5 separate regions of the Homo sapiens genome follow, and all the other regions are linked to region 1. Evidence: chromatin loops called from intact Hi-C (ENCODE). Cell type or tissue: OCI-LY7. All regions are shown on one strand.

Region 1 (5,000 bases):
GGGATTCAGCCTGGTAGAGGCTTCATAGAAGGCATTCCTTCTGAAGGGGAATCAGAGTTAACCAGGAAATAAAGAGAAAGAAGAATATTTCAGGTGGAGAAGAGAAAGTTGGTGACCTGAGATGGGAAGGAGCTTGATGCTACAGGAGCTGATAGAAAGCCACTGTAGCTGGTGCCTGTGTGTTGGGGGACGGAGAGAGGGAGGGTGTCACAATGTGATCTGCAGCAAGACTAGATATTGAGGGGCCAGATTGTGAAAGATCTTATAGGGCTCACCTGCTAAGATTTTGGAAGTTGTTTGAGTATCACTAAAGAAAGGGAATAAAATGTTCAGATTTATATATATATGTGTGTGTGTGTGTGTATACATACACACACACATATATATTTACATATGAATATATATTTAAATATTTGTCAAGTTTATTTATCTATATTTATGTATATATTATTTATAAATATACTATTTAAATATTTAATATAAAAATATTGAAATATTTGTCATTTATACATAAATATATAAAAATTGGAACATTTCAGATTAATTTATATATAAAAATCAGAACATTTATATATGTAAAATATACTTATAAATATATAAATATATATTTCATGGAAGAAATAGTTATTAAAGGCTGGCAGAGTGATCTTCACACAGAGTGGAAGATGAAAGCTAAGAATATAATGTAAAACTCCAAAATGCAGCTTTTAATAAAGGAAAATATTAGAAATGTTTAGCATGTAGACAACAATCTAACCCACAGTGATAGTTTGCGAAGGTGTCAGTGTACTATGGGAACATGGAGGAGGTATTTAGGATTATATGAGTACTTTCCTTATCTTTTATTTGGTATAATTTTTAAGGCACCAATGTGTATAATTTGTAATAATTACCATCAAAAATAAATCGAGTAGATTTGATAAAGTGTCAAGTTGATTTGTATAAATATATAATCTGAAATATTCACATATATGAACATTTTTATAGATATGTAACCTGATTTTATACTTGTCTGTAAAATTTCATGAGGGCAGAGACAATATTTTTCTTGTTCAACATTGACTCCTCAAACTCTGGCACAGTGCCTGCATATAAACATTCAATAATTATTTGACAAAATAATGGATGATAAATGGATGGATGGATGTACAGATGGATGGATGGACAGATGGACGGATGGATGGATGGGCGGATGGATGGATGGGTGGATGGATAGATGGACGTATGGACGGATGGACGGATGAACGGACGGATAGATGGATGGATGGATGGATGGATGGATGGATGGATGGATGGATGGATGGATGGAAAGAATAATATGGAAAATGGGTTAGAGTAGGGTAAAGTAGAAGTAGGAGACCAGTTCAGAGGCAATGAATGCCCAGGGAAAGGTAATGGTGGCATGAAATAGGTGGTGCAGTGAAGATAAGGTGAATTATACAGATTTGAGAAATTCTAAAGAGGCAGACTTTACATAACCTGATAATGATTTCTAGTTTCTGTTATGAACACCTGGGTGGATGGAGGTGCCATTTATTTAACCTAGGAGGAGCAGGTATGGAGGGAGATCATAAAAGTCTCTCATTGACTTTTGTACTTCTCTGCAGAGAGTGAAGTGAACTCTCTAATCCCTCTTTGAAGCCTGAGGAGCTTACAGGGACAAAGTGTCATCATTGTGCTCAGTGGGAACATTGCCCTGGGCTGTAGATGAGAAGCAAAGGAGAACAATTTACAAATAAAATTGCAGTGTTATTTATTTATTTATTTATTTAAGTATAGGGTGACGGTCTTTGATATCAACTTGTTTACTTAACAAATTTGTCTTTTATTCTCATAAAGGACCATATTTCATGATTCTTAGATGAAAATATTTAACATCTCTGAAATTGGGATATGTCTTACAATTCACAATGCCTGCCTAAGACAAAGGTTTGCATGCAGGTAGCTTATTTGAGAATGGATTTCTAGGGCCAGGAGAGGGCAAGTGAACAAGAAGTGGGGAAAGGTAATGCAAGGTGATGTTATTGAATGGCCTAGCCTGTATGTGACTAGTAATTCACCCAGGACCTTCTGTGGAGAGTTTTATGAAATTTGGCTTAGAATCATCTGCTGTGAGGACATTGTCTACAGTTGGTTGTGGGTTGCTCCATGGAGCATGACCTCCCCACATCCTTAAGTTGCAGGTGTGTAAATGTCAAGGCTGCAGGCATTCTGCAGTGCAGTGTCAGAGAAATTCTGGGGCAGGAAGCAGTCAGAAGCAGGCCAAACACTACACAGAACTGTTGTAGGTGAAGTGGTGCACAAAGGATATGTGCAGTGTATGGTTTAACTGGCCATGCTTTTTCTTTCTTAATTCTACATACAATAATGGTATATCTTACATAACACCTTATATCTTATAGCTTCATAACACCTTAGATTTAATGGAGCAAAATGGACTGTTGACATTGCAAAGATGCATTTTGTTGAGATGAGATTTGAATAAGCAACATTAGTAAAACTAAATTAAGCCATTTTCCACAAGGCAGAGACTGCAATTCTTATTTCTTATTTCTCTTCACTGGAATTGTGTAGGTAAGTTTCCAAAACCAAGACTTTACCTCTACTATGGAAAATATTCTACCTGAAAATAACTAGTACAGTATTCCATCGTATACGCTGGTATAGGGGAGCATTTCTTTTCTTTAAAGAATTGAATCTTTATTTCAAATGAAATCTTTTTCAGAACTCTGTTACATAAAACAGATAAAAATGGAAATGCGCTGATTGAAGCAGAAATGGGGAGGGGGTGTTCCCAGGACCCCACAGCTCTGTTTTCTTATCTCCTGTGTAGGCTTCTCAGGCCTCTACATGGAGCCTTAGAGTTCCAACAATAGGGTTAAGAACATGTAATAGACAGGAGACTTGCTGCCTGCCCCCTGCCCCCAAGGCATTTACGTAGTGTCCATTCATTCTTGTTTTAAAAACAATTCTAACAAACTCAGTAATATGGTTTCCCAGCTTGTAACAGATTTAGAAGCAGTAATTTATATGGAATAAATAGCTATTAAAGGTTGGCGTCATGATCTTCACACAGAGTGGAAGCTGGAAGCTAAGAATATAACTGCAAAACTCCAAAGTGCAGCTTTTAAAAAAGGGTGGTATTCAGAAATATTTAGCATGTAGACAACAATTCGATCCACATCAGTAGTTTGCAAAGATGTCAGTGTACTATGGAACATGGAGGAAGTATTTAGGATTATATGAGTACTTCTCACATCTTTTATTTGGTATAATTTTTAAGGCATCAATGTGTATAATTTAGAATAATTATAAAAAATAAATCAAGTATATTTGATAAAGTATCATTTCAGTTACATGGAACATTTTTGTGAGTAGAATATTGTATTTCTCAAATTGTTGAATAAGCCATACATCCCTGTGTGTATCAGTATTCTTTTACCTCTAAGGGGTAGGAAATGCAAGTAAAACCTGTATATAGATGAAGAAAGTAGTTGAACATCAAGAAGCTTTAGCTAGGGTTTGATCCAGCAGCTTACTATGTTACCAAATACCTGATTTCTTTCTGCTTTCCATTTTCACTTTAGGCCTGGCCCCCTTCATGGCCACAGTATGACTTGTTGCTTTCTCATTCACATTCAGCAGGAATGGGGAGGAAGATAATGAGGAGAGAAAGGGGGAGAGAGAGAGAGAGAGAGAGAGGAGAGAAGTTGGTTCTCCTTCCTTAGTCATTAAGCAAAGATACTCTCTCTGATTGGACCAACATAGTTCATGTGTCCATCTCTGACACAATAACTGTACTATACTGTACTCTAGGGATGAGATTATATTAATCAATTTAGGCCAGTTAGGGCTTGACTATTAGCTGAAGATAGTGTTAATTCCCCCAGACCCCATAGTGATACACGTGGAGAAACAAATGTTCCTCCTGTTACCTGGGAGGGTAACAGACCATGTCCACAGCACTGTTTCTCAAGGTAAGTATTGATCAACTGGACTCTGAGCTCAGTGATATGAGGAATCATTTCTTTTTTTGTCTGTTGCTGTAGCCCCAGCATGAGCACAAGACCTATCATCAGAGGAGCCCAATCAATATTTATTTATTTATGAATGAACAATGGATTTTTTTTCTGTGCGGAGAAATACACAAATTTTTATTTCATTTTCGCACTTCTTGCTACTCCCTGGTTGCAGTTGTTGAGGAGCTATTTCTGGCTTGACAAGAAGCAGGAAGTATCAAGATCAGTCACTGAACAAAAAACATTTCCTCCTGAGGTTTTTAGCACTATTTCCAAAACAAAAGAGAATGAAATCAGTTGGAATAAGACAAGAAGAAGTCAATCATTTATTTCCCGTGCTATGAATGTTAAAAAGAAGAACGAGGAGGAGAAACAGGAGGGGAGGGAATAGAGAGAGGGACAGGGAGAAGAAAAAAAATGGAAAGGAAGAAAGAAAAGAAGAAAGGAAGGGAGAAAGGAAAGAACATCAGGAGAGAGGGAGAGAAGGAAGGGAGAAAGAGAAGGAGAGAGGGAGGGAGGGAGGAAGAACATATAACTAGAATCTAGCTCCAGTGCAAAGGTACTTGGAAATAGTGGTTAGCCTATGACATCATTTGCTGAATGATAGTTCAGTGTGTGTGTGTGTGTGTATTTTCTGATAAACGTCAAGCCTAATTTGAGGCTTTAACATTGACCAAACAGCTATGAGAATGTGGATAGCAAGTTATAAATCACCCAGCCATTTGGGTGTGGATAAAAGTTCCAAGCCAAATACCTGAGTGTCCACTTCATAACGGGTATAATAAGGCTATTTGAAAGCATGACCTAGATCCCAAGCTATACTTTTTTTTAAGAGAACTCTGTGACGTGTTTATATGCACATATTGGAATTGTATCCAAGGGGAAAAAAAACAATTGACTTTCTGACTTTGTAGTCTTTCACTGACTTTTAAGGTATTTCATGAAATGAAGTAATAACTTCAAGATCAAGGACATTTTCCT
Region 2 (5,000 bases), 170 kb after region 1:
CAAATACCTTAGCCCAGGTTTACAAGAGCCACAGGCGTTTGGCAAAGCCAGCCAAAGGTCAGTGTAGTCTATGTTGTCCTGTTCCTTGGGGCCTCTGAATTTTCGGAAGAAAACTCCTTTTCTATTCTAAATTAAAGGCAGCGTGTATGTTGTTAGTCTAGGTTTTATAAATATTAGGGTGGGATTCTCTTCCAAAACTTCTTTTGTGTGTAGTTTACTGAGTTTCCAACATCTCTTAGTTTGATAATTTGTCAAGGTAGCTTGATTAAATGTGTATTTTGTGGAGTATCCAAACTTCAAAAGTCTCAACTATTCATGTACAAAATGACACATATGCCTTTTATGTGCAGATCTATGCTAATTTGCATCTATTTTAAAAATTTTCATGGCCTTGATTTCCAAATGGTGAGTGTATATGCATGCCAATTTCACCCATCTAGGACTTTCCCTAATTGTTGAAACTAAAACTTTGAAAAAACAAATCCTCAAAGACTAGAAATCATCTCATGCAATATGAATTCTGTAAACTTTATAATTTGACAAATTGGTTATTCCAAATTGCTCATTTAGCAAATTGGGGTTTTTTTTCCCATGAAGAACTTCCCAGAGAATTTTCCAGCCTCTGTGTCTCTATCCCAGAACACACATCCTAGTGCCTTCATATGAAAACAAGGCCCTTCCTGGTAAGAGCACTGCGATGTGAGATTGGAGGGGACAGCCACAACATGGGTCACTCCGTGTTTACTCTGTGGCTCACCACTCATGTGCCCAATGTCCTTGACACAATTCTAGTTTCTTTCCTGTGCTTTCCTTACGTCCCTTCTAGCATCAGCTACTTCCCAGGTGTTTCTCAGTTCTTGACAGTTTGAGGGATCCCTGCAGCGAGTTGCAGCACCTCTAATTCACTTCATAATGAAGCAGCTTGTTGTGGTGTTTTGTGTCCATTACAATCTTTTATTGCTGGGTGTGCAAGGGCTAAGTTTTCTTTTGACTTTCTTTGTCTACATGGGAGTTTGCAACTGTAACAAAGTAACAAAGGAGTCCCAGCAAGCTTGTCTCAACACGAGCTAAAGAATTAATATGCAATAAAGACTCTGATGTCTGGTGGTACTGGAGTCATTCTCACTAATCTAGGATTCTGGCTATTTCAGAGTCACCATGACTATTACCTATGGATTATCACTCTTCCAAGGCAGAGACAACTGTAATTTCTGGTAAAATTAGATTAAATAATTGCACCTTTTATAGTCCAGAACATGCTTCAAGAGTTTATGAGGCTTCAAGGTCCTTTTTGCCACCATCAATTTTGAGTTTACCACAGATGTACAGAAATTGTCAAGAGAGAGTTTTTACTAGTAGGATATTGAGTGATAGAGATTTGCAATATGCAATTTTTCTAAAGGTATCTGATTCTTTAAAATCACTGGTCCATTTTGTTTGGGGGAAGGGCAATGATTAAGATAGAGCGAAAAGACAGATTTTCTGATTTTTCACAAGAGTATAAACATGATTACAGTTTCAAGGCCTTTGCTTTGCCTTATTGGGTCACGTTCATAAAGGTAGTTATTTTACCTGATAAATTTGGAGGTACTCCTATCTTCTGAAGGTAAAAAACAAACAAACAAAAAAAAACAACGCAGTCATCTTTCTGGAAGAAGAGTACATGTTTAAGGAAATACCTGAGATCCTCTGGAAGAAGCCCACACTGGGCAGCTCTTAAAAGTTAGACCTTAGATGACTTGACTCTTTCTAGAAACTGCACTTTCTCAACCATTGACAGAAACCTGGAGACCACTTCCCCACTCTTTGGGTGCAACTCCAGCAAAGCTCACTGTGCCTGGGTCTCTCAATGGGCATTCTAGGCTATGCTGGCTGTCAGAAATGGCTCGCAGAAAGTGGGGGGCGTGATTAGCTTTAAATGAAGTTCTAAGCCACTGGTACATGAAATGAAACTTTTTTTTTCTCTCTCTCTCTCTTCTTCCCCTTCTTTAACCTGAGCTGCTGATGTAAGTGGCTCTAATTTACTTTCCCCGAGAAAACAAAGCAAAATAAAACAGGGAAAGGCAAAGAAGATCCGTTTGCGAAGTGTAGTGCTTCTGCTCCTGATAAAAGGGAGCCATTTGCTGCTTTCATGGTGTCAGTATTAATTTCCAAGCAGTCAAAGTCACCGCTAATTTATTTACAGAACAATCTCCTTGCCCAGGAGCTGGGCTGGTGAGGCAGTGGTTTCCAGCCTCCAGCTTTGTTTGTTGACAGGCTGATTTCCCACAAGGCCGTTTCCACCTGTGTTTCTGTTGTTTTTAGTACGTGTCTCCCTTTCTTCTCCCCCGCCACCGCCTCCCCAATGGCTGTTGAAGGCCCTTCTCATCTCCGGTCTCTCTCATCCCCTTCCTCCCTCCTGCCCCAAGGACTCCTGGCAGGCCTTTGCAGTCACGCTGCACTTAGAGTCTCTGCCGGTAAAGTCCCAGGGGGCGCTGCATTTCTTTCTTTCTTTTTCTCCCCCCTTTTTTTGTTTCAAGGACAAGATTCAAAAGAGCCTGCTCCACACAGGTTGTAAGGTGCACCTTCAGATCTGTCTTCAAATAGGGGCTGAGCAATTTGAATATTTGTGCTCCTGGAAATCAGTCTGTAAAATCGTCTCCCAACGCCCATTAAATTCTGCAAAATTGCTAAGCTTTGAGAACTTCATGGTGGGGTCCAATCTGGGGCCCTGGCACCTCACTGCCAAAGCACGCATCCCCAAAGATACTTATAATGGAAATGACGGAGTGGCTGATTTGGCCCTAGCTTCTTGCATATCAAAGGCAGGAGGGCGGGAGGGAAGCATCCATAGAGCAGTCAGGATGCACCCCGCATGCCAGGTAATATATTGAGATGTTTAAAGCACACTGCTCGGCATGCACATGTGTCTGTCTCTCTGCTATTTTATACATTATCTGCAGGGCGGCAGGTACAAGGATAAGGCATGCTTTGAAGTCAGTGGCAGTGCCACCTGGGCATGGAGTGGGAAATAGGCATTATATAGCCTTTTTTCATATGACATATTTGCTATCTCCATGAGGAATACTTTGAGACCAGAAAAGAGATCACTGCGGCTATATAACCCACACCAAATCTTGCCACATTGGACCTATGATGTATTTACTGATTTTAAAAATACCAGAGGTATAATCTTGCCCAGAAAATGTGCCTCCACCCTAACTCCTCAGCCTCTTCATAGTATGTACAAATTGTTTTTCTGCATATTTTTTTTAACAAATGTTGTCTGTCTAGATTCAGAGATTTTTATTAGTGTGTTTGTGTTTAAAGGTGCTGGGTTAAAAATACCCCCTCATCGCCAAAGGAAGGCGAAGGGGGACAAAAAAAAAAAAAAAACACAGAGCTTTGTCCACTTGGAATTGGAGGGTAATCTGGAAAATTATAAAGAACTACAAGCCTGGCAAAGAGAATTTTGTTCTTTTCAGTGGTTGAAAAGAAGAGTAAAAAGGGTAAGACATGGCCTGTGGTTTCCATCCATCAGTAATGATACAATTAAACTGAAATAAGTTAACTTGGTTAACAGAATCTACTTTAACTCTCCTCCTGTCCACAGACTCCTACATCTTCTCTCTTCTCCCAGTCTCTGAGGTTTGTTTGCTACCAGGGATGTGGGATTCCCGGAGTCTAAGGATGCAACCATTCTTCAGTTCTTGTTCCTGAGCTCTCTGTGACCAAAAACTCCTATTTATTTTGAAAGCGGAAATAATGTTATTTCATTGCCTGCCTGCGTAACTCCAAGATGCCTGAAACAATTCTGCTCAAACTTCCTACCAACTCACCTTTGGGCTGAGACAAAACAGAGAAAGTTTGGGCCCCAAAGGACAATTTTTCAGAGAAGTTGGGAGCAGGTAGAGGCAAAGCCGAGTGATGAAACTCATCTGACAATTGTCATCTGCCCTCTTTGCATCTCTGGCCTCATTCTTCCCTGTCTCTTGGGGATGCCTTACTTTCCTTTCTTCTCTGTAATGTTAGCAGTCCCCCATTCCTTTCCCCTAGGCTGCTTGTCCTCTGGGATGAAGAAAAGGCTTTAAACCTGTAAACTGTATACATTTTCTCCAAAATCAACTTGAAACTCAGTCTGAATTGGATGGAGAGGATTCGCTTATGGAAGGAGCAGCTGTGTACCCACACACTGATAGAGACATCCCTGCTCTCGGAGGTGTTATGATTATGCGGGCTAAAAAGCTCAGATGTCTGAAGACTGGAGTTTCTTGTGTATATTTATATGAAGACTGTTCCCCTCCAGGACCATGAGGATGTGGAATGAGGCTGTTTTTCATTCCCCACCCAGTGGCTAATGCAGCTCAGAGACTGTATTTGGGAGTTGAGCCTACATGTAGTGAATCATCAGGAGCCCTGTGGAAATGAGCAAAGCAGGTGCAGTTTAAAGACCACATTCTCAGAGGTGCAAGAAGCTGAGCTTTCCCTTTCTCTAAGCTCAGTTTTGGTTTCAAGACTGATCCCCACTGATGAGGCAGAAACCTAATCTCTGTCAAAATGAGTTGTTTTTCCAATTCCTTTTCCCCAAGGGTGAGCTTTAATTCCAGCAATCCACATGGTTCCCAGACCTTTGGAAGATCAGCTCTCTGATCCTCCAGACAACCTTTCCTGAGCCGGATGTGGCCTGGCGATCCTTAGTTGGAATCCACGCTGGCTACTGCTGAGAGATTTCTGATTCCATCTTATCCCTCCAGCACTGGCAATTGACTTGTCTGCTTCTGTACCACCTGAGGGCAGGAGTGCTATTCTGTGACCAGGTTTCTCCCTTGGATATGGATCTCCTGGTTGTCTGTATGCGTGATCTTCCCTCATTCCCTGCTGGCGTTGGGGTACTCCGAGGCTCTGCCCCAGGAAGCAGAGAACAGAGCCCGTCTCTGGGACCCTTGGTGTTCCTGCCTCACCACCTCTTCTCCACTCTCTCCTCCTCGAGTCCAGAAGATCTGACTTCAATAGGAAGCCTA
Region 3 (5,000 bases), 320 kb before region 1:
CAGGTACATGGCATGTTCTTTTAATATACGGTTCAAATCACTTTTTTTTTGGTATCAGAAAAACTTTTTTGAACTATAGTTTTTAATACTGTTCCCTTGAGGATCATCTCTTCTCTCGTTTTCTTCTTCAGGGTCTCCTACTAGTGGTATATTGGATCATCTTTGCCTATTTTCCAGTTAACTCTTTAATGTAAGTTCCAGTTGTTTCACTTTTTTGATAATTCATCAGAGGATCTGAGCAAAATGTAAGCCTATTTTAAAACTGATTTATAATTTGGGGTAGTGATTGAGAGTGGTTTTTAACTATTATTTTCATTTTATTGGGGACCACTAGAGAAGTGGAACTAAAATCCCCAATGAACAGTATGCATTTACGGTACAACAGCAGGCCACTAGAAAAGACAGCTTGTTGCCTCTGAGATCATACAGTCTAAAAATCTAAGACTGGCACTGGAGGTAAAAGCTTCCTACTTTTATGGGATTAGAAATCTTTTCTTTGCTCTTTCTAATTACTAAAACTTATTAGAGACAGAAAATCTAACTCTCATCAAGCATCTCAATTGAGGGAGATTTTATTTATTGGTTTTACCATAATACCTAAAGTAGTGAGGATGAGGATGGCTTTCTAGGCAGGGGAAATGATATGAGCAAGTGCCTGGAAGGCAGTCAGAGGAAAACATGCCTTGTGGCTTAATGGAATACTTTTTAATGGAAAGGAGATAAAATAGTTATCTCCAAATATCCTAAGTTCTTTGTGGTTCAAAGTAAAACCATTCGTAATAATAGTGTAAGTTGCTGAACTCAGTGACCTGCACTCTTATTTCTGAAGTATATTAGTTTTCTGATGCTGCTATAATGAATTACCACAAATTTAGTGGCTTAAAACAATACAGATTTCTTCTCTTACAATACAGGTCAGAAGTCCAAAATGGGTTTTCCTGGGCTAGCTAGAATCAAAGTGTTGGCAGGGTTCCCTCTGAGATTCTGGGAATAGAACTTGTTTTCTTGTCCTTTTCAGTTTCTAGTGGCCATCTGTATGTCTTTGCTTATGGCCCCTTCCTCCGTCTTCAAATTTTATCACTCCAGTCTCTACCTCCATCACCACGTCACCTCCTTTCTGTAGTCATAACTCCACCTGTATTTCCCTTAGAAGGATACTTATGATTACATGTAAGGTCTACCTAGATAATCCAGGATAATCTTTCATCTCAATGTCTTAATTTTTTTAAATTTATTTTTAGATTCAAGGATACATGTGTAGGTTTGTTACATGGGTATATTGTGTGATGCTGAGGAGAAGCTTCTAATGATCCTGTCACTCAAGCAGTGAAGATAGTACCTGATAGGTAGTTTTTCAAACCTTTCCCCAGCTCCCTCCTTCCCCACTTCTGGAGCCCCCACTGTCTACTGTTCCCATCTTTGTGTCCATATGTATCCAGTGTTTAGCTGTCACGTATTAGTGAGAACAGGCTGTATTTGATTTTCTGTTTCTGCGTTAATTCTCTCAGGATAATGGCCTCTAGCAGCATCCATGTTGCTGCAAAGGACATAATTTCATTCTTTTTTATGGCTGCATAGTATTCCATGGTGTACATATACCACATTTTCTTTATCCAATCCACCATTGATGGGCAGCTGGGTTTATTCCATGTCTTTGCTATTGTGAATAGTGCTGTGATAAACATACACCATCTCAAAATCTTTAGTCACACCTGCAAAATCCTTTTTGCCATAAAGCAAGATTCACAGGTTCTGGGGATTAGGACCTGGATATCTTTAGAGATCACTATTTAGGCCTACCACACGCATAAGCTCTTTTTTTTTTTTTTTAAATCAAAGAATCCCTTATGATGGAAGGGAGTAAATTCATTTTCAGGGAGGTAATAGGGCTGAGCTCAAAATAGTCCCTGGAAATCTATAATTTCTTTGAAGACTAATGTTTTATCTTAAAAATCTGTTTGAATTTTCTGATTTACATTTGTGCTTGCTTTCTAATAAGAATAATCTACCTGCCCCACTGTTAGGCACTGAAAGAAAAATTGGTCTGGGAAGATGTATTGTGATTTTTTTTCATGGCTATGATGACACTGAGTATACCTTGGAGGTAACTGTGTCTAATTTGGATGACACGGCATCACATCATAGGAAAGAGAGCAAATTAAGAGGTGTCATTGGCCTTAACTCTGGCTGACTCAGGCCTAGCTCAATAACTTGGGGGTGAGGGAGAGCCCCATTGGATGTTTTTCACATTCTGATTGCCTCTTGCTCAGAATTCCCCATTCATGCCTGAGTCCCATGAGTGGAGCAAGGGGTCTCAGTGGGGTGGGAAGTAAAGGCAACCAGTAAGACTTGCTCTTTAATTAGAAAGTGAGTCCCTAGAGATTTTGAATACCATTTCCTCCACAGTGTTGAGTCAAGAGCTAATCCTCAGAACACTCATCTATGGACAGAGTCTCAGAATGGACCTTCCTGGCTTTCCTGACCCAGGATTTGTGGATGAGCTCTCTTTCCCATTAGACAGCTTGCTCCGCACATAATCAGCACCCTGGGCTTGGCTTCTACTGAAGGAGTGAGGAGCCCTTATTTCTGCCCTGCGGCTCTTTGCATGATAGATCATGCATTGTTATTGTGCACGCTTTCTCTGAATCCCTCCTCCTCTCCCTCCCTCCAGCCCCTTCTGCTACGTAACCGCTCAGGGTCCCAGGACAGTTGAAATCTGACCAGCCACAGTGCTATATTTAACTTCTGTGTGCATCACAGCTGAGGACTTGGCCCATACAACACAGGTGCACCCACAGCCGTTGTTTCTTCCTCTCTGAGGATGCAGGCAAAAAACCAGTGCCCCTGCCTGGAATGGAGGGGGCGTGGGAGAGGAGAGGCCGAGTCGTTCCTCAACCTCGTGGTCTGCCCAGCCCTGCTCACTGCAGCGTGTAGTGAGACAATATGGCAATTCATAAAATGTGACATTCATGTGTGAGGCACACTGCTGTGAGCCTGTTTTATTCCATGATAAAAACTACATCTGTCAGAACCTATCTGCTCATGTTCAGGCCAGGAGGAGAATTGTATCGCCTAGATTTGCTCTCTCCTTCCTCTTACTAGAGGCAGCTTCCTCCTGTCTCCTACCAGAGCCAGTTGAGGGGTCCCCTGTCATGGGAGAAATCCATGGTGGACCTCCATGTGTCAGAAAAAAGGATGAACCGACTTCAAATTATTTCTCTCTTTGAGGGTCTTGCTCTACAATGGCAGAGAATTTCTGTGACAGATTAAAAAAAGACACATTTGACATATGTACATATAGATAAATTATGACACAGGCATGTATATAATATACCTATATATTTAAAAATATTTTAAAAACTGACTTTGGGTTTGAAAGTTTTCAGCAGGCATTTTTGTTTCAGTTAATCACGTTTCTATTGCAGCCTGGGGACTTTTTAAAACATTTGTAGAACCCCCTATCTTGTTCCCAAAGGCTTAAGCATTATTTGATAATTAGCCTTCACAATTATGTTATACGTTTTGGAGAGAAGTGAGAGCTGGGGAGGGTGGGAGGAGAAAAGTTGTGTGTGTTAGTTAATGTGGGAGGAATGAGGGGTATTATCTGGGGATTGGAGGAATGCTTATGAGAGAAAGAAGTTCACTCTGTCAAAATCGTGTTGGTTGCCAGTTCTCTGTGAAACCCTCATTTAGGATACAGGGAAGGGGGTTGGGGGACGTTGGAAACTTTCTCACCTTTCCTAATTAAAATGATGTCAGAAAACAGGATCCAAGTAGAGGCCAGCTATATGCCATTTAAAAAGAAATATGCTTCATTACACTTTCTCTCCATTTCCCGGAACTCACTATGGGAACAAGAGAAAGGAAGAATCCTTGTTAAAATTTTGGAGATAGTATTTTGGTCTTTACCAACTGTGACCTTGATAGCACAATGCAGTGATCCTTGCTAAGATGACAGTTTTCCTTTCCTTCTCTCTGCCTGTGTTCATACACCACCTGCTTCTCATTGTCCACACACTCACATCAGCAAACTGCAGCATCTCGTGTTCTTGGTTCATGCTCTCTCTGACTTGCTGGAGAAAACAGTGATCTTTTCACCTTCAAATAGGTATATTTGCTCTGTGTTTTTATTTTGTGAAAATTATTTCCTTCTCTAAGGAGAAATGTTTGTTTTTGTTTATTTAATCAGATTCCAATAAAGTTGAGTATATGGCTTAGAGAGCGAGAGAATGAGAGAGGGGGATGTGTGTTGTGTTTTATTGTGTTTGGAGTGTGTGTGTGTGTCTGCAGAGGATATCTGAAGGATCCTACCACGAAAAATGATCCTCAGTCAAAATGTTAAAGTAGATGATGGTGTGTGCCAGGGGCCATTTCTTACTGTACCACTTTTCTTTCAAATCCGAGATGTTAGAGGAACACAGTACTTCTCCAAGATACAGTGATATTTCAGGCAGTACCAGACAGTGGGAAAGGCTTTTTGCTTTCGTTTGTTTGCCTGCTATTTATTACTATTATTATTAGCTTTTGATGGGGAGGGGATGGGAATTTCTGGTTTTGGGGACTTCTAGAATCCAATAACATAGAGAGCTGCTTGAGGTTAGTTGTGCTACATGGTTTAATGTGGCTTTTGTTGGGTTGTTTTTTTGTTTTGGCCAGGAGTAGGAAACCGGCTGCAAAGCAGGATGATTTGGTTTTGATGTCTGTCCCCTCCAAATGTCATGTTGAAATGTAATCCCCAGTAGTTGCAGGCAGAGCTCAGTGGGAGCTATTGGGCCACGATGGGTAGATCACTAATGAAAGGCTTAGCGTCATCCCGTTGGTGATGAGTGGGTTCTTGCTGAGTTCATGCAAGAGCTGATTGTTTAAAAATGTGGCACCTCCCTCAGCCCCTTGTTCCTGTTCTAGCCATGTGACACATCGGCCCTGTGGCTTTGCCTTCCGCCATGATTGGAAGCTTCCTGAGGCCTCACCAGAAGCAGATGTTGGTGCCATCCTTCCTG
Region 4 (5,000 bases), 110 kb before region 1:
AGGTCACTTGAGGAGCTACACATACTTTAGAGTACTTAAAATAGAGACTGTCAGTACTACAAATAAATTAATGTTACATTTTTAAAGACTTTAGTGATCTGATAACCCCCAGTCTTTTGAGCATGGCAGATGTGAGTTCATACCCCAGCCCTTCCTTAATTTTTTTGAGCTTCAGTTTATTGCACCTGCAAAATGGGATTCATTATGCCTCCTGGAGTGGTTAAGAGGATTTAACGAGATAATTTGGTGCACAGAGATCAGTGACTTGGTCCAAAATAATGTAAATTGAAAGTGACTAGGATGTGTTTGAAACTGGCCCCTAGCCCTGTACCTTTCTGTTTTACCTCTAACCCTCTTCTTGACAGGGATGTGAAGGGATGAAGAACTCAGTTATCATTATGTGTGTTGTGCTTGTGGCTTAGGAAATTGCATGGACGTATGATTTTAGAAAGGACATTGGAAGGTGTCCCTGCTGCCACCCTGTTCCATGAGGGAGATTTTCTGGGGGAATCTGAATATTCTTTAGTGACAGAAAAGCATGGCGAACCCCTATTCTTACACAACTTGAGCATGAGTGAAAAGAGAAATCTTACATCTGATTGGCACTCGCTAATTATCAACATGCTTTCCTCCACATTGTCTCCTGATGGAAACTTGGCAATCATGCCTCACCTTCATCTCCCTGAATCCAACCAGTCCAAAGTCCGTTCAGTTCAGCCTTAGCAACCTTCCTTTCCCCTGAACCCAACCAGTCCATAGTCCGTTCAGTTCAGCCTTAGTGACCTTCCTTTCCAAATCCGTCTTCCTGAAGCAAATCTCTGACTGTGTGGCTTACTCTGATTGCAGGGCTCCTAAAGGCCATCTCTCCCTATGGGGACCTCAGCTTATGTTCTCATCCTTACCTCCTACTCCTGCCGCTCTCTCATGCATTCCTGCAGCCAAACATAAGTACCCAGTTGTCCTTGAACACTGTTGCAGCCCTCTTTTGCGTGTGTATAAACTCTTCCTACTGGTTCTATTGTCACCCCCTTTCCAACTAGCTGGAAGCAGTACATCCCCAGTGGTTAGGAACACAAGCTCTGTATTGAAATCTAGGCACAACCTTACAAGATGCATGTTCTTCAGCAAGTTATTGAACCTCTCTCCGCCTTGTAAATAAAATATGCTAATGATACCTAAGTCATGGGGCTGTGGGAAGGGTTGAGTGACATTGTACAAGTCACCTGCTCAGCATAGGCTCTGGCTTGCAGGAGACATTCTAAAAGTGTTAGCTGCTATTGCTATTGCTATTGCTGATTTCTTCTTATTTTTACTGCTGCCTGTTGAATCAAACTCTTCATTAAATATCACCTTCTTCAAGGAGGCCTCCTGATAACCCTCTTCCCCAGAGAAGTAATCTCTCCTTCTTTAATTCCCCCATGGCCCTTCGTAGATGTCTCATGAACTCACTGCTCAATGTACCTATTTGTGTCTTTGTCTTCTTCTTCCATTTAGAATATAAATTAATTGATCATGGGATCTTATTTTGATAATCTTTGTACCCTCAAGAGCACTTATCACAGAGAAAGTAATAACCCATTTCACATTTGATGGTTGAAGCACAAAGAAAGGGAAGTAATTTGCCCAAGGTCATGTAGCTAGTGCAGGGCAAAACCAGGCTAAAGACCCCCTCTAGGTCTTACCATATTCAAAGATCTTGATCTTAAGCAATGAATGGGGACCATTAGATTTTATGCCCAAGTAGCAGATGGCAAAACTGACAAGCTGAATGTTCATACTGGGTTGACTGGCTCTGTGGGTTATTCATAGAAAGGGGAGGTCTATAGATGAAAGCAATTTTAAACCTCAACTTGTGTCAAACTCAAGTAAAAATCAGTTAGATTTCAACAAAACACTGATCAAGGTGCCAAAAATGGTTTAATTTTTTAAAAGCACATGCAACTTCTTTTAATTCGCTTGACTGGTCAAGCCAGTAAAAACAGCAAAAGCAGTTTCTTCAATGAAAAACACCCACACCCTTACTGTGGTTTGTTGAGCCAAGTTGGCCAGCCACACAGACGGTTAAAATTGTCAGCCAGGTGTGGATAGCGTCTCAGAAGGAAATGCTAAAAGAAGCCACTAGCAAAATGCTTTAATGTTTAAGAATATTTAGAGTGTACAGTGAGGTATCTGACCAGAAAAAACGATTGCTAAGCAAGCCCAACGGAGGGGGAAGAACATTTGCCTTGGAGCCTGAAGATCTTCTAAGAGAGTCATGATGGAGCCCCTCCTTTTCTCTATAATTCTAGGCTGTCTCCATCTAGTAAAGTGGCCAGGGTGCCTTTTACTGACTCATTGGTGAAGGGAGGTTTCAAGGCTCCTAAAACGAATGACTGAGGGTTATTTATATAATTTGGAAAGACACAGATCTAGGACTTCAACCCTCCATTAAAATGGTAAAGGGAATGGTTTTTCTGGGCCCAGGGAACAGAAGAACCCAGAACATGCACAGATTCAGATCTTCTAGGTGCAACACTAAACCTTGGGAAGCAACTTTTTCAGTGAATTAAAACTCACATACACAAACACACACACCCCAACTATAATTTGGGCATTCAGGGCACTTTTGCCATGAAACAAATTGAATGTAGCCATTGAAGAAAGACCTGTTGAATCTTCAGTAGGAACTTGCATTGGCAAGGAATGCAGCACGCAGAGCCCAGTGAGATGTAGTTCATTCTGGGGCAATGAACTTTTTATAGTAGTAGGGCATTTTCTAGCCTCGGGAAGGCACATCAAACTTTTGGATCCACTAGGTAAAAAAGACCAAGGATGACTTGATCTTAGAAGCCCAGATCAGGGGAAAATGATGGTCAGGAAATAAAGAGGCCAGGTTCCTCCTAGTCCAGCCATGTAGTTCCATGCATATTGAACTAAGGCAAGGGGGAAATCTTACTAGGGGGAATGTTATTCATACCTAAGTTTATAAAGCTAGACATCCGGTTACTGGCGACTTTTCAAAATCTCAATTAAATCCAAAAATACAGATGATAGATAGATGGCTAGATGGTAGCTAGGTAGGTAGGTAGGTAGGTAGGTAGGTAGATAGATAGATAGATAGATAGATAGATAGATAGATAGATGATATAAGCTAAGGGTAGAATACAGACCTGTTTCGAAATGAGGACAAGCCTGAAAGAAGAAAGCCATTAGAAAAGCTACAAAATTGATGTCACTTCTAAGCCTGTCTTTAATGAAAGAAATGAAGAAAATGAATTTAGTCAATTAGGAAGTAATGAAGACCTTGCAAAAATAACTATTGACAAAAGGCTGGTAAGGGAATTCTTCAGTAATTTGAGCATAACACATACTATATGAATCAGCAGGTCAGGACAATATGCCTCCTAGGAGATTAAAGGTGTTGATACATGCCTGTGTGATTTTGGGTAGTTACTTCTTAATTTAGCAAGCAAAATTGTGATCTAAGATGAACCCAGAAGCCAAAAGAATGGAATTCTAAACTGCAAAACTAGGGAGAAGTCATATAATGGCGATTATTCAGTCCAGGCATGGCTGGTTCCTATCAAGGGGACTGGGCATGAAGGAGGGATGTCCTAAACCAAAAATACACAAAAAAGATTGCAAAGGGCGGGCCACAGTCTATTAAGGTAAGTTTGTGGTATATTCACCTGTTTTTATAATCAGAATATTAGAAAATAGCATAAATCATTCCAGATAAATAGTTCCTTATTTAGATTATCAGAGGGGAAGGCAGTGTGCCACCTTCTTATCAGAGTGAAGGACAAGGACACCATTTCTTTTTTCTTGCATATCCAGCAGGAAAAAAGATACAGAGCTGAACTTCTGTGGGACTGGATTTCATAAATGCTCACTTTCAAAGCTAAGTGTGTGTGCATGCATGTGTGTGCATGAACACACATGTACATTTGGTATGGACTTTGAAAGAGCCTGGATGGTCACCTCCTGACAGATGCAGAATATGGGTAATGAATGCAGGCTTGGCGAGATATTACAGGTGTTGGTCCAGGACTTCGTTTGATTTTGAGCCTATGAGAACTCAGAAAAGATATTAACCAGACCATTAAGAAATGATACTGTGGAATGTTAGAACTGAAGAAGTCTTAGGAATCACCCAGTTCTGTCTTCCTAACCGCTTGCTAGGCCCAGAGACATTAAATCCTTCTTTAAAGCCAAATAGTGTGTCAGTATCACAACCTGAACTAAAACTCTACTGGGATATGGGGTAGGGCGTGGTGGCTAATGCCTGTAATCCCAGCACTTTGGGAGGCCGAGGTGGGTGGATCACTTGAGGCCAGGAATTTGAGACCAGCCTGGCCAACACGATGAAACCCCATCTCTTAAAAAAAAAAAAATTAGCCAGGCTTGATGGTGTGCACCTATAATCCCAGCTACTCTGGAGGCTGAGTCAGGAGAATTGCTTGTGCCTAGGAGGTAGAGGTTACACTGAGATGAGATTGCACTACTGCACTCCAGCCTGGATGACAGACCAAGACCCTGTCTCAAAACAAAAAAACAAAAACCTCTATTGGGGTAGGATAGTCTTCCTGTTATACCATTCCACTCCTTGATGATGCCAGTCCACAGCACCTGGTGTTAACTACCAGACTAAATAAATAACTCCGGAGTTAAAAATAATAATAAGAGATTCCATAGGAGGATAAAAAGTGAAAAATTAGCTATCTATAGAAAAATAAATCAAATTGGATAGTCTTTATGATGAACAAATGCCCCTACAAATAAGCATGCGGGATGAATCTAGAGATAGTTTCATTCTTTTTTGAATCATTTGACAAAGAGAAAGGAGTCACTGGAACTGGGTGTAAAGGGTATCACTAAAGAGGAAGAGCAGGTTTGTCAGACCATATTGGTTTCCCACACTTATATTTTGGAAACATTCTGGGTTAAGGAAAAAAAATCCTAGACATTGGAGTGATTCCAGAGAAAACTGGCACATAATTAAGGGAATGGAGTAGAAAAAC
Region 5 (5,000 bases), 80 kb before region 1:
AAAGTATGCAGCATTTTTAGACTTTTTTTTTAAACAATGGAACCTTCTCTCCCACTTCATCTACCTCCTCCCCTACACACACACACATACACCCACACACACGCACACACAATTAATTGTCTACAGAATAAACTTTGAGAAATACTTGCACTGGCTTGTCTGGTTCTCTTAAACAAATAGTATTCACCTTCTCCAAAACGTTTCATCCCAGTGATTAATAGTTTACTTCGTGTCTGAGATGAGTTTTACCGTCTTAGAAAGCCACATTCCTCAGATCTTAGAGGGAAATAAAATAAGGAAATTACCATCACATGAAGCAAACAGAAAACAGTTGGAATCATTTCAGCAGACCAGAGAAGAGGGTAGCAGACACTGTTGATACTACCCACCATCCATTCCTCCTTCCTTTTTCTTAGAGGAACCCTGACTTTGTTCAGGTATCAACCTCTCCCCCATGAAGACTTGTGCCTTGAAAAACTTGACCCCATCTCCAGCCCCAGAAGTGGGCCTGATTGGGTTACTAATAATCTCATTCCCCTTGTCTGTGATTAGTTCAGCAAGGGCACATGACCCAGTCCTGGTCAACATGTAAGAAGTCTGATTACCTTGAAGCCACCATGCTGTGAGGAAGCCCAAGATACACAGAGAGGTCATGTGTAGGGTCTCTGGGCATCAGTCCTAGCTGAAGGTCAGCCTTCACGTCATGCCAGCCTAGGCCTTGACATGTGAATGAGGAAGCTTCCAGATGATTTCAGCCCTAAGTTATTTTAGTGACCCTCAGCTGAATTATCCCAGCCTGCTGAGGTCCTGGACATTACAAAACAGAGATAAATCATCTCCACCATGTCTGGCCTGAATTCCTGACCCACGATATTTGCAAGCACAGTAAAATAGTGGTTGCTTTATGCCAGTCAGTTTTGGGGTAGTTTGTTATACAGCTATAAATAACTAGGACACCTGTCATTCTTAGTTTGGTTTCATAACTTAGTGGCTCATGGCCTAGGCCTCCTTTTTAAAACAAAAACAAAATTAAATAATTTTGAGAAGAGTTTAGATATTTTGTGATTCACCCTTTCCAACTCTGATGCAATTGGATACTCCCTGGTTGGAGATGGTGTTTGATATTTTTTCAGTTCAGTTTCCTCCATCTAGAATTCTGATATAGACATATAGATGCAGCTGTTGATACTCTGTATCTGAAAACTGATAGAATGTTCTGAAATTTAATTCCATTCTATTTTCTGTATATCTTTCTTGAGAGGTTTTAATTGTTAGGCAAATTTTAAACCAATTCTGTATAGAATGTATAACTAATTAAAGTCAAAGTAACTCTCGCACTTGAGTTTTGTATTTCATTGCCTTTGCCCTCCTACACTGTAGGAAACATTGAATAGCGCCAGGCTTTTGAGCATCTGGAAATCCTATACAATTCAGGCTGTGAATAAAAATATTCTACCATTTCCTGGCCATTTTGTTCTGTTAAATACCAAAATTGGGTTTATTCCTTTGTAAATGATGAAGAGGGGGCAGAAATGAATGTATATTTCTAAAAACATTTTTATGTTTTAGAAATGACCATACTGTTTCATAAAATAGCTCCACAAATTAAGTAATTTTGAAAATCTGTTTCTGACTAAAACCCAGTTCTAAAAATGAAAGCATTCATTGATTAATTCATGCATTCATTCAATAACTATTTATTGAGTATCCATTATGTGCTAACCATTATGTTGGGTAATGGGAATTCAGAGGTGAACAAACCCAAAGATTTCTCTTGGAGGAATTCTAAAGAGACATAGAAAATGTTTTCCTGGTGATTACCCTCCCTGAGCTTGGTTTCAGTCCCACTTCTGCAACAGCTGCAGAAGGTCTCAGAAGCACATTTGCAATATCTCCAGCTACTTTGTCACTGTTGGCAATAGGCAGGAAGAATCTTAGGTGGAGCTGTTCTTTTGCTAAATTAAACAATGATCAAAACTCTGCTCATTTTTTCCATCACTAAATGTCATCTAATTTCCCCTGGCTGTTAAGACAGTATGTGTGTGTGTGTGTGTGTGTGTGTGTGTGTGTCTGTGTGACAAATGCATAAAGGATCATACACACAGAAAAAAAAGCAAGTAAGAAAATATACTGGGTGAGGCATAATTTACCACACAGTTAAAAAACAATGTGTACTCAGCCCATAAAAGATATTTGCTACTTTAAGATGTTGCAATGGACATCTGTTGATTTGCCTGACCACCATATGTTACTTTTCCTAGTAACATCACCCTGTTTTTGTGTACAGAAACCAATTCTCACTCTGTGTTTTGAGTGTGGTGAACCCTACACCCCAGTTCTAGGAGTAGCCATGTGACATAAGCTGCCAATCACCATAGGACAATCCTCAGGCCACTATGATTGGCTTAGTGGCAACGACATGACTCAAGCTAGTCCAATGAGAGCTTACTCCAAGATCCTAAAACAGCCTGAATAGAGACACCTGGTCTTCCCAAGTTGCTCTGGGATTGTGACAGGATATGATGTATCCTTGGGGTTCCTGGCTGCCATCTTGCTATTACATGGGAAGATTTATCCAGAAAATGGAGCCAACTCAGGAGAAGGTAGATCTGAGATAAAGAGAGAAAATCACATCCCACAATATTTAAGCCATTTTGCCCAGACTGAAAATTTCTTAACATTTCTTTTTTTGCTGTTTTTTTTAATTAGCAAACCTGCCAGTTTTAGTAACTTCTGTTTCTCTAGATGTTTGCAAACTAACCAGTGTATATCTAGTACTTAAACATGCACTTTGCTTTAATAAGCTGCCTTTCAAGTCATTAGAGAAGGATTTAGAGGTTAAAGAATGATGTGGTAGGTAATTTATGTTTGAATCAACCTCCTCTTTTATAGACTATGTTAAAAAGTGCCTATAAATATTTCTTCTTGGCATCTTCAGCAATCTTAATGGGTTAAGTGCCCAGCATGTTCTACATGAGGTTCAATTCACAGTGATGTACCTGAGCAGGAATGGACTTCCCTCTTACTTACCATTTCCGTTCTCTTGTTTCCATCACTACCTCAAAGTCTGTCTCCTCTGCAGTTCAGGCAGTGTATCTCTGAGAAGGTCACTAAAATATATGTTCCTGGGCCAGGCGTGGTGGCTGTATCCCAGCACTCTGGGAGGCCAAGGCAGGTGGATCACCTGAGGTCGGGAGTTCAAGACCAGCCTGACCAACATGGAGAAACCCCATCTCTACTAAAAAATACAAAAATTAGCTGGGCATGATGGTGCATGCCTGTAATCCCAGCTACTCGGGAGGCTGAAGCAGGAGAATCACTTGAACTGGGGAGGCAGAGGTTGCGGTGAGCCGAGATGGCGCCATTGCACTCCAGCCTGGGCAACAAGAGCGAAATTCCATCTGTGTGTGTGTGTGTGTGTGTGTGTGTGTGTGTGTGTCTGTCTGTCTGTCTGTCTGTCTGTTCCTGGCCTTAAGCCCTTGCTCCCACTAGGGGCTTAAAGATTCTGATTCCTGTAAACCTAGGTGGGAATCCAGGAATACCCATTTTTTCACAAGCGACCCAATAATCTCACATGAGGTACTCCTTGTTAAGTACTGGTTTAAGGAATTAGAATCCTAAGGGAGAATGGCTGGAGGGATCTTTACGTATAATCTAGTATAGTCTTAACCTCCAATATTAATTTCAGAGGTTGAGACCCAGAAGTGAAAGTAAATGGTGTCAGCACTGGAATGCAAGTCTGTTAAATTTCTCCAAAACCCTTTCTACTGCACTTGTATGGTCTTCACATTCAAACCTGAAACAGAATGCAGTTGTGCTCTCCCCAATAGTCTGAACTCAATATTAAATTTTTAGAAAAAGAAAGAGGATGCAAGAATAATGTGAGACCTCTTAGCTGGTGGATAATGCTATCCTGATGTGGTCTCTGATCAGTTATTTTGCTTATAGGACAGAGAACATCTGTAATGATAACCTGGCTGCAATTTACTGAGAATATAATATGTGCTACGCACTGTACTCATAGATGTATTCTTTCTTTTAAAGTTCAATCGTGCCTAGAAAAGAGGCACTAGCACTGCCTCTGAATGTGAAAAGTGAAGTGAAGTAATTTGCCCCAAATCACTCAGCCAGGATGCAACTGTGATTTCAATCCCAATAGGCACTGGTAGCATGCCTTTCTCCCTCTCCTTTCTCTTTCTTCTCCTTTCTCTCCATCTCCTCCTCCTTCTCACCAAGGACTAGATCCATGACCTCAGCTGGCAAACCTACAAATATGGACGATTTGTCATAAGACAAGAGTGGCTGGCAGTGTACACCATCCCCATCTAGTACTTTAGAATGGAGTGAAAAGCTTTGTCTTTTCCAACAGAGCACATGTTCTAAAATAAAGCCTTGGAAAGTTCAGCTGCCTGGGGCATGTCAGAGATCATTGAGCTTGAATCTCTGGAAGTAAAAGGCAAAGTCTAGGATATACTTAATGATGAGGATGGTAGTGATGATGATGATGATGATGATGATGATAAAAAATAACACCCATTGAGAGCCAGTGATGTACTGGATATTTCTCAGGGTTCTGTATCCATGATCTCTTTTACTCTTCACAACAGTCCTAAGATGTAGGGACCATAATTAATCCCACTGCTTTTATAAATAAACTGAGTCAGCGATAGGTTAAGGAAATGGCCACAGTTCCGAGTAAGTAGTGGAGGTGGGAATCAAATTTAGGGAACTGAGTCTCCTAAACCTGGGTACAATAGGATGACAGCTACATAACAGAACTGAATTACTTGCCTAATCAGGATGAGTAAATCCCTAATTTAGAGTCTTTGGAAGTATCCAGAAGGAACACGTCTCGTGCTTCTTTTGCATTTCTCCTAGTCCTTAAGGACAATATGGATATGGAGAATAATAACAATAATATTGATTACTAACATGTTCTGAGAATGTACTCTCTGTGTTGGATACCTTTAGCCCTTTGAAAGCGTTATGCCATTTAACCC

Evidence for each region. A loop is a pair of places that touch in the nucleus more often than their neighbours do. Peaks named below come from ENCODE experiments on the same cell type or tissue, not always from the same donor. Only the 100,000 strongest peaks of a DNase experiment are listed, where the experiment ranks them.
Region 2: it touches region 1 in a loop (5-fold over the local background); 2 of 110 quality-filtered maps call a loop at or near these places.
Region 3: a loop joins it to region 1, with 4 times the contacts of the local background. A loop is called at or near these places in 2 of 110 quality-filtered maps.
Region 4: a loop joins it to region 1, with 6 times the contacts of the local background. A loop is called at or near these places in 3 of 110 quality-filtered maps.
Region 5: it touches region 1 in a loop (2.5-fold over the local background); 6 of 110 quality-filtered maps call a loop at or near these places.

Annotation. Positions count from the first base shown.
Region 1 is chr5:158,509,457-158,514,456 of GRCh38, forward strand. No RefSeq gene overlaps it. Among named protein-coding and RNA genes, the nearest start is that of LINC02227, 100 kb to the left of the region's middle. In OCI-LY7, no CTCF peak of the experiment used is centred here; DNase peaks (open chromatin) are centred at 1,665, 2,185 and 4,215; H3K4me3 peaks cover 2,460 bases; H3K27ac peaks cover 4,108 bases.
Region 2 is chr5:158,674,915-158,679,914 of GRCh38, forward strand. No RefSeq gene overlaps it. Among named protein-coding and RNA genes, the nearest start is that of LINC02227, 270 kb to the left of the region's middle. RefSeq lists an enhancer at 2,448-2,497. In OCI-LY7, CTCF peaks have their summits at 2,496 and 2,698; DNase peaks (open chromatin) are centred at 1,897 and 2,417; H3K4me3 peaks cover 1,412 bases; H3K27ac peaks cover 1,388 bases.
Region 3 is chr5:158,191,999-158,196,998 of GRCh38, forward strand. No RefSeq gene overlaps it. Among named protein-coding and RNA genes, the nearest start is that of LINC02227, 220 kb to the right of the region's middle. In OCI-LY7, no CTCF peak of the experiment used is centred here; DNase peaks (open chromatin) are centred at 2,723 and 4,023; H3K4me3 peaks cover 2,183 bases; H3K27ac peaks cover 2,949 bases.
Region 4 is chr5:158,396,749-158,401,748 of GRCh38, forward strand. The region is part of intron 1 of LINC02227 (long intergenic non-protein coding RNA 2227); the gene reads right to left. Among named protein-coding and RNA genes, the nearest start is that of LINC02227, 11 kb to the right of the region's middle. In OCI-LY7, no CTCF peak of the experiment used is centred here; DNase peaks (open chromatin) are centred at 1,223, 2,043 and 2,683; H3K4me3 peaks cover 1,270 bases; H3K27ac peaks cover 2,679 bases.
Region 5 is chr5:158,429,569-158,434,568 of GRCh38, forward strand. No RefSeq gene overlaps it. Among named protein-coding and RNA genes, the nearest start is that of LINC02227, 22 kb to the left of the region's middle. In OCI-LY7, no CTCF peak of the experiment used is centred here; DNase peaks (open chromatin) are centred at 923, 1,913 and 2,313; H3K4me3 peaks cover 2,324 bases; H3K27ac peaks cover 3,270 bases.